4 separate regions of the Homo sapiens genome follow, and all the other regions are linked to region 1. A link is a contact called in ENCODE Hi-C or POLR2A ChIA-PET data. All regions are on one chromosome and are shown on one strand. The core of a region is the stretch at or near the end of the contact, and the rest is flanking DNA. Distances in the headings are between cores, read along the strand shown. Region 1 holds the start of HAAO (3-hydroxyanthranilate 3,4-dioxygenase). Region 2 has its middle 54 kb from the start of PKDCC. Region 3 has its middle 40 kb from the start of EML4. Region 4 overlaps THADA (THADA armadillo repeat containing).

The links. A loop is a pair of places that touch in the nucleus more often than their neighbours do. ChIA-PET counts read pairs that join two places held with the same protein, here RNA polymerase II (POLR2A). Pooled maps may share reads with other maps.
Region 2: a map with no recorded cell type shows a loop between it and region 1 (9-fold over the local background). The contact joins the enhancer-like site here to the promoter of HAAO in region 1. A Hi-C loop is called at or near these places in 1 of 168 maps with a recorded cell type or tissue (PC-9), 15 of 37 single-sample maps with no recorded cell type and 4 of 50 pooled maps. POLR2A ChIA-PET finds 5 or more read pairs at or near these places in 2 of 52 experiments (GM12878 and activated CD4-positive, alpha-beta T cell).
Region 3: a loop to region 1 is called in a pooled map, with 4 times the contacts of the local background. The contact joins the enhancer-like site here to the promoter of HAAO in region 1. A Hi-C loop is called at or near these places in 1 of 37 single-sample maps with no recorded cell type and 3 of 50 pooled maps. POLR2A ChIA-PET finds 5 or more read pairs at or near these places in 3 of 52 experiments (B cell, GM12878 and activated CD4-positive, alpha-beta T cell).
Region 4: POLR2A ChIA-PET joins it to region 1 with 12 read pairs in Caco-2. The contact joins the enhancer-like site here to the promoter of HAAO in region 1. A Hi-C loop is called at or near these places in 1 of 37 single-sample maps with no recorded cell type and 2 of 50 pooled maps. POLR2A ChIA-PET finds 5 or more read pairs at or near these places in 2 of 52 experiments (CD4-positive, alpha-beta T cell and Caco-2).

What each region holds. Positions count from the first base shown.
Region 1 is chr2:42,790,994-42,794,018 of GRCh38, forward strand. HAAO (3-hydroxyanthranilate 3,4-dioxygenase) reads right to left here and starts at 1,590. Exons shown (of 10, transcript NM_012205.3): 1 at 1,464-1,590. The coding sequence starts at 1,543. RefSeq lists silencers at 1,437-1,876, 2,057-2,156, 2,237-2,326.
Region 2 is chr2:42,100,810-42,103,834 of GRCh38, forward strand. No RefSeq gene overlaps it. Among named protein-coding and RNA genes, the nearest start is that of PKDCC, 54 kb to the left of the region's middle. RefSeq lists enhancers at 196-275, 494-1,321, 1,246-1,765 and a silencer at 456-835. Within about 2 kb of position 1,627, at least 34 of the 41 ENCODE cell types and tissues checked have a DNase peak (open chromatin) inside an H3K27ac peak, as active enhancers do; they include GM12878, where a contact is called at or near this core.
Region 3 is chr2:42,127,721-42,130,745 of GRCh38, forward strand. No RefSeq gene overlaps it. Among named protein-coding and RNA genes, the nearest start is that of EML4, 40 kb to the right of the region's middle. RefSeq lists an enhancer at 1-140. Within about 2 kb of position 1,516, at least 8 of the 41 ENCODE cell types and tissues checked have a DNase peak (open chromatin) inside an H3K27ac peak, as active enhancers do; they include B cell and GM12878, where a contact is called at or near this core.
Region 4 is chr2:43,425,079-43,428,103 of GRCh38, forward strand. It overlaps THADA (THADA armadillo repeat containing), which reads right to left. Exons shown (of 38, transcript NM_022065.5): 28 at 3,022-3,025. Among named protein-coding and RNA genes, the nearest start is that of THADA, 170 kb to the right of the region's middle. RefSeq lists enhancers at 900-979, 1,018-2,217, 1,372-1,461, 1,482-1,541. Within about 2 kb of position 1,558, at least 24 of the 41 ENCODE cell types and tissues checked have a DNase peak (open chromatin) inside an H3K27ac peak, as active enhancers do; they include CD4-positive, alpha-beta T cell, where a contact is called at or near this core.

The sequences.
Region 1 (3,025 bases), core at 340-2,839:
GCTTGCTTCAGCAGCTTCTCACCTTGCTGAATAGTAACCCCTCCTGTAAAATTTATATGTTGAAGTCCTAACGCCCAGTACTGCAGAATGTGACCTTATTTGGAATAGGGTCCTTGAGATGTAGTTAGGTTAGGATGAGGTCATCCTGGAGTAGGGTGAGCCCCTGATCCAATATGTCTGGTGTTCTTTTAAAAGAGGGAAATTTGGACACAGACACACACACAAGGAGACTGCCTTGTGAAGACGAAGGTGGAGGTGGGCGTGGTACAGCAGAAGCAAGAATACCAATGATGCCAGCAAACCACCAAATGCTAGGGAGAGGCCCGGGCAGATGGACGCGAGACCTCAGGGGGAGCGAAGGGAGGACTGAGAAGGAGCGACTGCAGATGGGGATGAAGTGTTGGAAGGAGGCAAAGATGATGCTACATCTTTAATTGGGGGTGGGCAACAACAGTGATAGAAGAGATCTTTGGGGAGATATTGACTGTTGGCCATGTGGTATTGCATGGTAACCAAGAGTGTGCGTGGACTCTGGAGTCGAACTGCTCCGTGGGTTGAGTCTGGAGCCTATCGCACAGGCGCTCCGTGACACTAGAAAAGTTACTTATGAAAATCCCCCCTCACGGTGCTACTGTGAGAATGAGATGAGATGATGTAAAAACACTTGGCATAGTCCTGGGCCTGCTGTTTGCCTTGAGGTGCCACCCTACTGACCATGTCCTGTGGACACAGCAAAAATGGGGAATGTAAACCTTGATCTAGCTGGCATGTGGGGCCCCGCCATGGAACTGGGGGGATGAGGGAGGTGACCATACCACAGGGGAGGGCCTGAGAGGTCTGCCTGAGAAAGATGGCAGCTGGATGGCCAACCCTGTTGGGTGCTGCAGGCAGAGGCTACTGGCAGAGGTGGCCTAGGGAGGGTCTGGTGTGGTGTGTGTGTGTGTGTGTTCGTGCACACCTGCATAGAGGGGCCCTGAAAAAAGCAAGACATCAAGATCTTCCCAAAGGAGCGGATTCTCTGCCTCCCCCTTTGCCTGTGGCTTCTGGGACAGGGTTGGGGTGTATGATTTGGCTGCCCCCAGGCCTACATTCTAGTGCATTTCTGCCTTGAAAACCACCCTCCCCACACTTTTGAGTTTTCCCAAAATGCACAGTGTCACTTGGGGTTGGAGAATTGTTTCTCAGCCCTGGAAGGAGAGGTGCACCCTGTCATGTCATCTCCTACAGCCTGAGAACCAGCTCAGCCTTCTTCAGAAGTCAAGGCCACAGTCACAAGAAAGAGGAACAGACCGATGTGGTGGAACCGGAACAGCCTGTCTCCATCTTCCCCCAAGAACCAAGAGATTAAAGCGGTCCTTCTGCAAGCTTCTGGGTCCAGGAACTCGGAGCTGGAAGGTGAGGGCGCAGATGGAGGAGGGGGAGGAGGCGAGGGCAGGGGGCGGCCATGGGGGTGCTGGACTCACATGAGCTTGTTGCAGACCGGGGGCTGGAAGGAGCCCCGGTTCTCCTTCACCCAGGCCCTCACTCCCAGGCGGCGCTCCATGACTGTCCCGGGCGCCTCCTCGCAGCGCTGTCCTCCCGCCGTCGGAGGCCCGCAGCTCCGCCCAGCCGCCTTTTTAACCAGAATCCCAAGCTCACGAGGCGGAGCAAACCCCCGCGACCCCGTGGTGGGGGCTTGGGGCCCGCGGACTTTGCCCCCTGGTGGACTTTGGTCTGAGCCCGCCGCCCTCCGCGCCACTCCAGGCCCTGGCGAGCGCGGCGGCGGCAGCGCTGGGGAACGGCGTCCCGCGCCCTCTGCTTCTCCGCGGGGCAGGGGCTCGGTCCCCGCCACCGTCTCCGGGGCGCCCCACACACTGGCGCCTGCGGTGGGGCCTGCTCCCGGCGGAGGACAAAGAATCCAGACCCTTCCTGGACGCTTGTCCCCAGACGTTCCTTCCCTCTACGCCCCGAGGGGAATCCCAGGGAAGGTTCCCAGAAATACTACAGTGAGGAGATCGCGGGTTGGAAGTCCCAGCACCTGAGAACACGGTGCTGGCGCTGGGCTCAAGATTTGGCTTTCCCATCTGGAAAAGGGGAATGACTGCCCCGCCACTCAGGGCTGCGGCGCTCACCCAGCGGGAAGCCGCACGGCGGTCCCCGCAGGTCCCGATTCAAGGTGAGCCCCAGACCTGCTGCGTGCGGCCGGCAGACTCCGCCGCGGGCTCGGCGAGGGGAGCGGTGCAGGCGCCGAGCTGCGGAGCCCGGGCTCAGGGCAGGACCGCGAGCCCTCCCCACCTGAGGCCCAGCCGAGCGGCCGCTGTCCGCGCAGTGTCGCAGTGGACCCCGAGCCCCGTGCTGAACTCCTTAGGCGTCTTAGGAACATACTCAGTTCGCACGCAGCTATGGGAGGAATTTGGCAGATGTGGACACCGGCCTCAGTGTCCTAGCCCTCGGGAATCTCGGGGTGTTAATGATGACAGCCCCGTGTGAGAGACTCTAACAGTTATCCTGGGGGTGAGGGGCTGGGGCGCTGGGCCTGGGCGTGCATGTGTGAGGAAAGAGAAATCTGCGCGGGTGTGGAAGATGGAGAAGCCTGTCTTTCTGCAGGACTCAGAACTTTCTTAGGAAGTTTGGAGGGAGTGGGAGCTGACGGGTAGGGGAGGAGGAAAATGGCTCAGGCCCCTGACACCGGAATCCAGACTATAGAGTTTAAGAAACTAAACGCCTCTAAATCCTGCCCTCACAGCCCGCCTGGCCTGGGCTGGTTTTCTCAGCATTCCAGACATAAAGACTCCTCTAGTACAACTCAAAATCAAAACCCAGACGACAGGAAGCCGAATTCCCCACTGAGACCCTCCCGTTTCCTCTCTGACGCTCTTTTTTTTTTTTTCATTTTTCTCTCTCCTTTTTTTTAGTTATTTATCTAGCACAGTTTTAGCTGAGCACTTCTAGTGCAAAACTAGAATATCGTTTTGCACCCAAGTAACTCACACCACCTTCTTTATTTTTCTCATCTACAAGTAATCAGAGGAGACGTAAACAATGA
Region 2 (3,025 bases), core at 377-2,876, 690 kb before region 1:
TCTCACAAGGGGCCGGCCTCTCTCTCAGGGCAAGCCTCATCCCCTAGAAGCCGACTCCGCCTGGCCCACCATGCCTGCAGCAGAAAGGCCTGAGGCTGGGCCTAGAACACTGAGGACGTCAGTGGCCAGGACTTTCCAAAGCTGAAACTGGGACCTGCGGAGGCCTCACTGTCCGGAGCAGCGTCCAGGTCCTCAGCATCCTCTTCGCTGGGCCCCACGCGTGTCGTGCGCCACCCCAGAAGGCAGGGCCTGATTCGGATCAGCAGGGGCTGCAGGGCCGCTCTGCAGGTGGGTGACTCAGGCCCCTCTTGAACCCTTAGGCCTGAGGCAGAGACTGGGCAGGAGGCTGGGCGTGGCCGGGGAGCCCCTTCACGTGCTCCCCTTCTCGAGGGTTCACGGGGCTCTGGAGGCCCAGATGCTGGCAAAGTGGCGGGAGCGCTCCAGGGACGAGGACTCAGGTCGGGGCGCCCCCGCCAGCGCCAGGATCCCCGCTCACCCTCCGCCGCGCCCCGCCCCCGCCCCGACACACTGGGGGAGCCCCGCCCTCCCCGAGGCCCGCGCGGCGCCGCAGGAGGAATCCCAGCCATTTCCTCCACGCTGCGCGGTATGTGGCCTGCCCGCCGCCAACCGCAGCGCGAGCCGGTCCCCAGCCGCGCCTGGCAGCTGCCCCGGCTCCGCCGTGCTGCTCGGGATTCCGGGAAGGCCGCCCCCTCGTCCCGGGCCACCAGACCGGCCTTTCCAGCGGCTCCAGGCCCGTGCAGTCCCGCCGGACGCCGGCTACACCACGCGCCGCTGCTGGAACCTCTCCCAGCCCCGCGTGGCCGCCCCCGGCCCAGGCACCCCCTCCCCGGAACGCCCCCGACGGCCCCTCGCGTCCGAGCTGGAAACTGAAGTTGACGCTTGCTCCGTCACCCTGGGGCAAATTGCTTTGCCTAAGCCTCAGTTTCTCCATCTGTGAAATGGGGACGTTGGCAGGAGTGCCTGTCTCGTTGTGCTGCCCGAGGGGTGAATGAGAAAAGGAAAGCGTTGGACTACTGTCAACGCGATTTTCATTTCCCTAGGTACCACGAGGGTCCTGGCTTTTCGCACAGGATCTTAGCACCCACCCTGCCCCTCGCCTCTCCTCCAGCCCAGTTGCCGGTGGAGCAAGCAGGCCGGGCTTTGCGAGTGGGCAGAGGAGAGGGCTGGGGCCTGCCCAAGACTGCGCCCTGCACAGATTAAACAATGCCTGAAGGTCCCACGACACAGCCTTCCTCGAGATTCACCGTTGCCCTCTCCTCAATCACTAGGTTCTTGAAAGACCCAAAGGACAGTTATTTACATTTTTTTTAAATGATGTCATCGCAGTCTGAGAGCAGCCAGACACGTAGTGATCAGGGAAAGTCGAAAGTGCAGATGGGTTCGCAAACGTGGACTCTCTAGTTTTGGGTCTGCAGATGGGGCCGGCCACCACGTGCTCTCTGAGTTCTCTTTCCAAGTACAGATCCCTCCGGAGACGGAACATTGTTCCGCCTTTAATTCTTCCCAGGAGCTGCGGAGGAAGGCGTGAGAACCGGAGCCCGGGGTGACTTGCGGGGGAGGGGATCGCTTCCCCGTCGCCCACACCTGCCTAACCCACGCCCACGGCGGCCGCAAAGGCGACACCGCGTGAATCTGGAAAGCCCCGAGTTTCAACAGGCCCAACCATCGGCGGCTTTGCAGGCGCAGCACCAAGTGCTGCTCTGCCTGTGTTCCCCCAGACAGCCCCTGGTTGTGATTTGTCGTTTCCAGTCCAGCTAGAGTCCCAAGGCCAAGAACTAGACCCTTGCAGCGAGATCCGCGCCCCCCCCCACCCCACCCCGCCTCATTCTCCACAGGCGCCACAGCCACAGGCCGCATAAATAAATCCAGGTGGAGGCAGACCCAGAAACCCAGGTGCTATAAATATCCCAGCCCAGCCGGGAGACTGACCTCCCAGGCAGCCCCTCGCCCCCACCCGCCCTAGACCAGCACTTCCGGCCACCACAGCGCTGAGGGCGGATCTCCCCGCGGTGGGAGGAGCGGGCTCCACCAGGATGCAGGCCTGGCTTCCCTTTCTTTCTTCTCCTGGGAGCCTCTGGCGGCCCAACCTGAGGGCTTGCCCTCTTCTCTGGAACCACCTCCCTAACTCTCAATCGCATACCTCTCCCTCCCTCCCCCTGGTATTTTTAGAGAGGCCTTCTCTCAGGGACCCCATACTGCGACCAGACTTCAAGAAATGCTGACTTCTCTTTCTAGATGAATAAGCATAGTTGGAAGGCAACAACCTCAATCAGAGTTTACAATCTAAAATTTGATTCTAAACTTTTTCTTTTTGAAACAGTCTTGCTCTGTCACCCAGGCTGGAGTGCAGTGGCGTGATCATGGCTCACTGCAGCTTTGACCTCCCAGGTTCAAGCGATCCTCCCATCTCAGCCTCCCTAGTAGTTGGGACTACAGGCGCTGTGCCACCATGCCCGCCTGGCTAATTTTGTGTTTGTTTGTTTGTTTGTTTTTGTTTTTGTTTTTTTTTTTGAGACGGGGTTTCACTATGTTGCCCAGGCTGGTCTCGAACTCCTGGGCTCAAGCGATCTGCCCACCTCAGCCTCCAAACATGCTGGGATTACAGGTTTGAGCCACTCTGTCCAGCCCTTGATTCTACATTTTTAATAGCATTTTTTATGTGATTAAAACACAGGCTGGAGGCAGAGTAGACCTAAAAGAGGGGAAAGAAGAAGCTGAAGGCATATGCAAAGAAGAGATAGAGCCACACTAGAAAAGAAAGCTGCTCTACCAGAAGGCTGGTACCTAGGAACTCAGTGGGACTTTCTGAGCCCAGTCTCCTGGGTCTGGGACTTGGTGTGGTGCAGTTCAATAAATCCCTATTGTGGGGGGGGGGCGGGGTAGAAAAGATGTGAGATACCTTTCCTCACCCTTCATAAGGGTCATTGCTATAGCAAAAGACTGATTAACAAGAGAAAAGCATAGCAAATTTACCGAATCAAAGTTTTATGGGACACAGGAGCCT
Region 3 (3,025 bases), core at 266-2,765, 660 kb before region 1:
CAAAAAAGTTTTTGAAAAATCCAATGTACATTTCCACTAATCAGGCTTGTCTGTGAATGGAGCAGAGGGAAAATGCTGCTTCACACAAAAGCAATCTCAGTATAAACATTTCTGTTTGCTGTGCACTCTAACTTTGTCTTCTCTGTCCTTTATACATGAAAGCTCAGGAGATTTAGGCACAGCAGCTACATTGGGTCGACTTACCGAATAAAGGTGGGGACTACACAAACATGGAATTTGGAGTGAGCCTTTGCCTCAAGGACAGACTGATAAATCCATCCTGAGTCACAAAGATGCCACACAGGCTTTGGGCTGCTACCTTATGGCTGGACATTCTAACCCCAGGCTCCTAGATGCAAAACCCAAGTCAGCCCCCATATATAGTCACAACATGCTGTTGATTTTCCCTTCAAAAACTCTTATGCCTTCTTGCTGTTGCCCTCCTCCAGGTTCTCATCACTTTATGCAAGATTATGCCAGGGACTGGGATGTATTACACCAAGGAGTTGCCAGGAGCTGCAGTGTGGGTGAGGGCTATGCCTAACAAGAGGAACGGATGTTGAGATCTGGGCCAGCACTGCACAGAGCACTCACTAAAACTGAGCTGTTGCATATGCTTTGGTGGATGTTCCCTCTGCCTGGAGCACTCTGTAGATGTCTGTTTGACTTGCCCCTCAGCCTTTTCTGCTTCTTTCAGGTCTCTGCACAAGTATCCCATTCTTAAGGGGGCCATCCCTGGCCACACTATGTCAGACAGCACACCCACTGCTACTCTTGAGCCCTTTATTCTGCCTTATTTGCCTCTATCCTCCTTATCACAACCAGATAAAACAGATTTATTATTTGTTTTGTGTTTTGGTCGCTACCGTATCCCCTGCACCTAGAACAGTGCCAGGCATATGGCAAGGATTCAACACATTTTTGCAGAATAAGTGATCTCCTTAAAAACGAGATCTTGTCCTCTTCTTCTACCACACATGACTGATCTAAGCAGGCGCTAATTATGGAATGCCCCATTTTGGAGGAGGGGCTCCTCAGGAAATCCACAGGGAGATACAAACGGGCTTTCCAGAGCCAGCACTCACCCCAAAAATCTAACTGTTCTAAAAGGAATGTAGATTTCTTAAATCTGCATCATCTGTGACTGCTCCAGAGTTTGTGACTACCAGCTCCTAACCACGCATTCTGTTCCTATGCTTTGTTCCTGACCTTCAGGACCTTTGTGAAGCTTCCCGATGGCCTGATGGTAACAAACTCTCAAGCACATACACTTTAAGAATAATATATCCCTCTCAGAGCTACACCACTGAAAGGTGTTGCTTCAACAACAGAAAGATTTATTACTTTCTTCCCTCACAGAAAAACCGCAGGAATATTTCCTTCTTGACTGCAGCAGTGAGTTCCAAGTTTCATTAAAGAACCGGCCAGATGCTTCCTCCTAGCTTGCGTGGGAAGAAGTTAAGATAAAGAGCATTTGAAACTCTACCTCTGCACACCTGCCCCATACCTTATTCCCTTTTGACAGTTCTTCTTCCTGTTTCCCCAGGGTTGGGGATATAGAGCCATGTGACCTGCCTCCCCAGACAGCTGGGGCCCTGGAACCTCCCTGGCCCCTCACCCTCTGGTATTAATAATAGATGGCTCTTAGTGAGTTGCACATCTGCCATAAAGCAGGCACTACACTTTTCAAATTGTCTCAAATTCTTAACACCCAAACCGGAAAAGAGCTGTAATCTGAGTGTCTGCTGCTTGGACAGCCCTTGTAGTCATAACAGCAGAATCTATCCTTCTGCCTCTGTCACTGAAAAGCACCTTCCTCCAGTATATCTGCACACAGGGAGTAAGTTTCTTATTCCCAAAGCCAGTCCACACAGCAGCCTGTCCCTCTGCTCTTACCTGTCCCTAAACTCCACACTCAGCTGGGACCTCCGCTCACAGCACTGTGGGTCCTGCCCCAGGACTCAGGGCTGCCCTCTTCCCTTGACATGACACTGATGGTGGCCTCAGGGGTGTAGTAGGCAGAATAATGATCCCCAAAAATGTCCACATTCTGGAACCTGTGAATATCTTACCTTACATGGACTTTGCAGGTGTGATTAAGTTAAAGACCTTGAGATGGAGAGATGATCCTGGCTTATCCAGGTAAGCATGATGTAATCACAAGGATCCTCATGAGGGACAGAAGGAGGCAGGAGAGTCAGAATCAGAGAAAATGAGAGGATGGAAGCATAGGTCAGAGTGATGTGAGGCGGGAACCGAGGAACGCAGGCAACCTTCAGAAAAGGGCTAGAAAACTCCTTCTCCCCCAAAGCCTCGGGAATGAACGCAGCCCTGCCAACACCTGGATTTTAGGTCTTCTACCTCCAGATCAGGACAATAATGAATGTGTGGTTTTAAGTCACTAAATTTGTGGTAATTTGTTACACCAGCAGTAGGGAACTGATACAAGAGGTGACACAGGAATGACACATTGTTCTAGGTGCTAGAATAGAGCAGTAAACACAAATGACAAAAATTCAAGCCCTCACAGTGCTTACATTTTAATGGAACCCTCTTTTATGATATTCCCACTCAAAAGGGTTCACAATGTCTACCCCTCTTCCCCAAATAGGCTAATCTGTAATATATGGATAATCCACAGCAATACATTTTTCACAGTCTGAGTTACTCAGATAGGAATCATGCCACATAGTTAGATGATTCCCAAAATAATCCATAGTAGGCTTCATTTCTCCTTTTCTTATTCTTTTCAGGGTTCTTCCGCCAGCTTGAGGTCAACATATTCCTCCTCACTCTTCCTATGGTTTTCTGATCTCCTATGAGTAACTCTTAGATCTCTCTCTCTCTCTCGTTCTGTCTCTCTCTCTCACACACACACATGCACACACCCCAAAGACAATCATTCTCAACCTAATTCTGTATTAGTGAGGAGGTCTTTCTAAAGGCAACATATTCCATCCAACTAAATTAAAATATGACTTTGCTTTTGTTATTCAGAGTGGCTCCAGTCCCCTTTTTTTGGCCC
Region 4 (3,025 bases), core at 308-2,807, 630 kb after region 1:
CAACCAAAAAACAAGGTTATTTTGGTATAACAGAAAGAGTACATCTAACACCCTTGACAAGCCCTGCACTCTTGGGTTCAAATTCTAGCTCTGTAACTGCCTTGCTCTCTGAACCTCAATTTCCTCAACGGGCAAATGAGGGTGATAACACCTCTTCTCAGAGTCACTGTAAGTAAAATGACCAGTTCAATACTTGGCAGAAAGACGGGGCTCAACAAAGGTTGGTCTACTTCCTACTGACTTCTCTGCTCAGAACACTTTCTTTCTTGTTTTCTGCATTCCTGGGTCAAAATCTACTTCTTAATAAATTCCTTAAACTGCCTAACCAATTTTAATAAGCTACTACTGTCTAGCTTGTTAAAATTGTATGTGTGTGTGTGTGTGTGTGTGTGTGTGTGTGTGTGTGTGTGATGGTATTAAATTTAATATCCCAAGTTTAATTTTGCTACTCAAAATGTGATCTACAGACCAGCAGCAGTGGCATTATCTGGAAGACCATTTGGAAGTCGGACTCTCAGGCCTCACCTCAGATTTACTGAAATCAGAATTTATATGATAGCCAAGTGATATGTTTACATCTTAAAGTTTTAGAAACACTGTTCTATAACACACATGGACAGTCAATAAGTCAGAGCCTAGGCTCTGTACTTAAGGAATCAAGGGTGGTGCTTCTGCTTACAGGACATTTTGCTTACAGTGACTCTCAGAAGATGTGTTATCACCCTCATTTGCAAGTTGAGGAAATTGAGGTTCAGAGAGCAAGCAAGGCAGTTACAGAGCTACAATTTGAACCCAAGAGTGCAGGGCTTGTCAAGAGTGATAGATGTGCTCTTTCTGTTACACCAAAATAACCTTGTATTTTGGTTGGTGGCACTTCTGCTGTTGGTGATGTTCTATGAATCTACTTCATAAAGCACCTTACTTACTGGAAGAAAGCAACTACAACCGCAGCATTTTCTTTCACTGGAAGAACAGACTGATTGCAAACTTCTTACTTTGTATTTTTAGAGGTTAACAAATGATGCCCTAAGTACACTGGCTTCAAAGCAATATTTAAATTTTCTATATTAATGCAATCTTTGTTTTATATAATGGATACTTTGAATATAATGAGTAGTATCAGCATTCTGATTATATGTAAACTAAGCAACATTTTGGAAAGGTACTTTCAGGTACCACTGAAAGGTACTTTCAATGTAGTAATTTATTATTTCTAGGATGCAATGAACAACAGACTGAGTAGTAAAAAGCTTCCACAAATTCAATGTTCTTAAGACAGAGCACAGGTTCTAAAGCAAATCTCTGTTTCTAATGTAAACTGCAATTCTGTGCACATGCCTTTCCTCCTTGCATCAACTTTCTGAAAACATTTCTTAGTTCTTTCCACTTATTCATGAAAGAACAATTTTTAAGGCCCCTGAAAGTAAAATTTACCACCCAAATTCCTAAAATGAATCACCAAATGCCAGATGAAGGAGACTGGTAACTTTGTATATCAGGAAACAAAAACCAGTCTGCCTGAGTCATCTCTGTGATCAAAGATAACACAGCCACAGCCAAGGCTTGGCGCAAACAAATAGCTCTGCAAGCGCATGCCAGAACCTCATGTTTAATGGTTTTCTCACATTAAAATGCATAAGTCAGCTCTGTGAAACAAGGAAGTGAAACCTAGGACACTACATACATAAGAAATACTCTCTTGAGTTTGGTTTCTTACCCTTCTGCTCCAAATCCACTTCAATTTTTGGTAGAAACACAAAAATGAAGGTACTGTTTTGTCAAGAGCTAAGCAGAAAGGTAATAGCTAACTAATATGATAGGCTTCTGAAAGGTTTCATGAGAAAATTTTAATACTTCTTGGAGGCCTACATATTTAGGCCTTTGATCCAAAATGAACAAAGTAATCAGAAGACGGCAAATGCCTGAAAAGATGTAACACAAGAAGTGGTAATAGGCTCTAAAAGAAGAGAACCCTGTTATATTATTTCATGAATACTCTATATTCATGGCTTTTTTCAGGTACTACAAACGTAAAAGAGAAGACGAGTGGGAATTCATGCCACATGGCATTACCATTTACATGCCACCCATTGCACCGGCTCGCAGACTCTTCCAGAGTGAAGAGGCAGATGTCCTGACATCCTCTCGAACCCGTGGACAGAAGATACATACCAGAACCAAGCCTGCTCCGTGCTAGCCAGGCTCAACACAGGAATAACGCAAACATGGGGCTATGTCTTTCAAAAGGAGTATCTCCTATCAACACCATCCACCTGCCTTGGAGCAGACAGGGCTCAAAGAAAACATTACTTACACAGGTTCTAATGAGATCCTGTACCCACAATATAAGCACCTTACTCTGAAACACTGGGGGCAATGGCAGGAAAACCCAGGCCTCTGCTTTCACAAGACCCCTCCCAAAGTTTGTGTGTGTGTGTGTGTGTGTGTGTGTGTGTGTATACAAGTTATATATATATACACGCACACACACAATAGTTATATACAAAAGTTTTACATATAATATATATAATAGTTATATATATAATAGTTTTTAATATATACAATAGGTTTACATATATAAAAAAATATATAATATGGCCGGGCGCGGTGGCTCATGCCTGTAATCCCAGCACTTTGGGAGAATGAGGTGGGCGGATCACAAGGTCAGGAGATCGAGACCATTCTGGCTAACACAGTGAAACCCCATCTCTACTAAAAATACAAAAAATTATCCAGGCGTGGTGGCGGGTGCCTGTAGCCCCAGCTACTCCGGAGGCTGAGGCAGAAGAATGGCGTGAACCTGGGAGGGGGAGCTTGCAGTGAGCCGAGATCGCGCCACTGCACTCCAACCCAGGCGACAGAGCGAGACTCCGTCTCAAAAAACAAACAAACAAACAAATAATATATATATATAAAATATATATGATATATATAAAATAGTTTCTGAAATAAGAAGAAGATAAAATATTCCCGTAAAACTCCCACGCCAACCTAGACAATTTCTACACAGCATGACACTACCTCA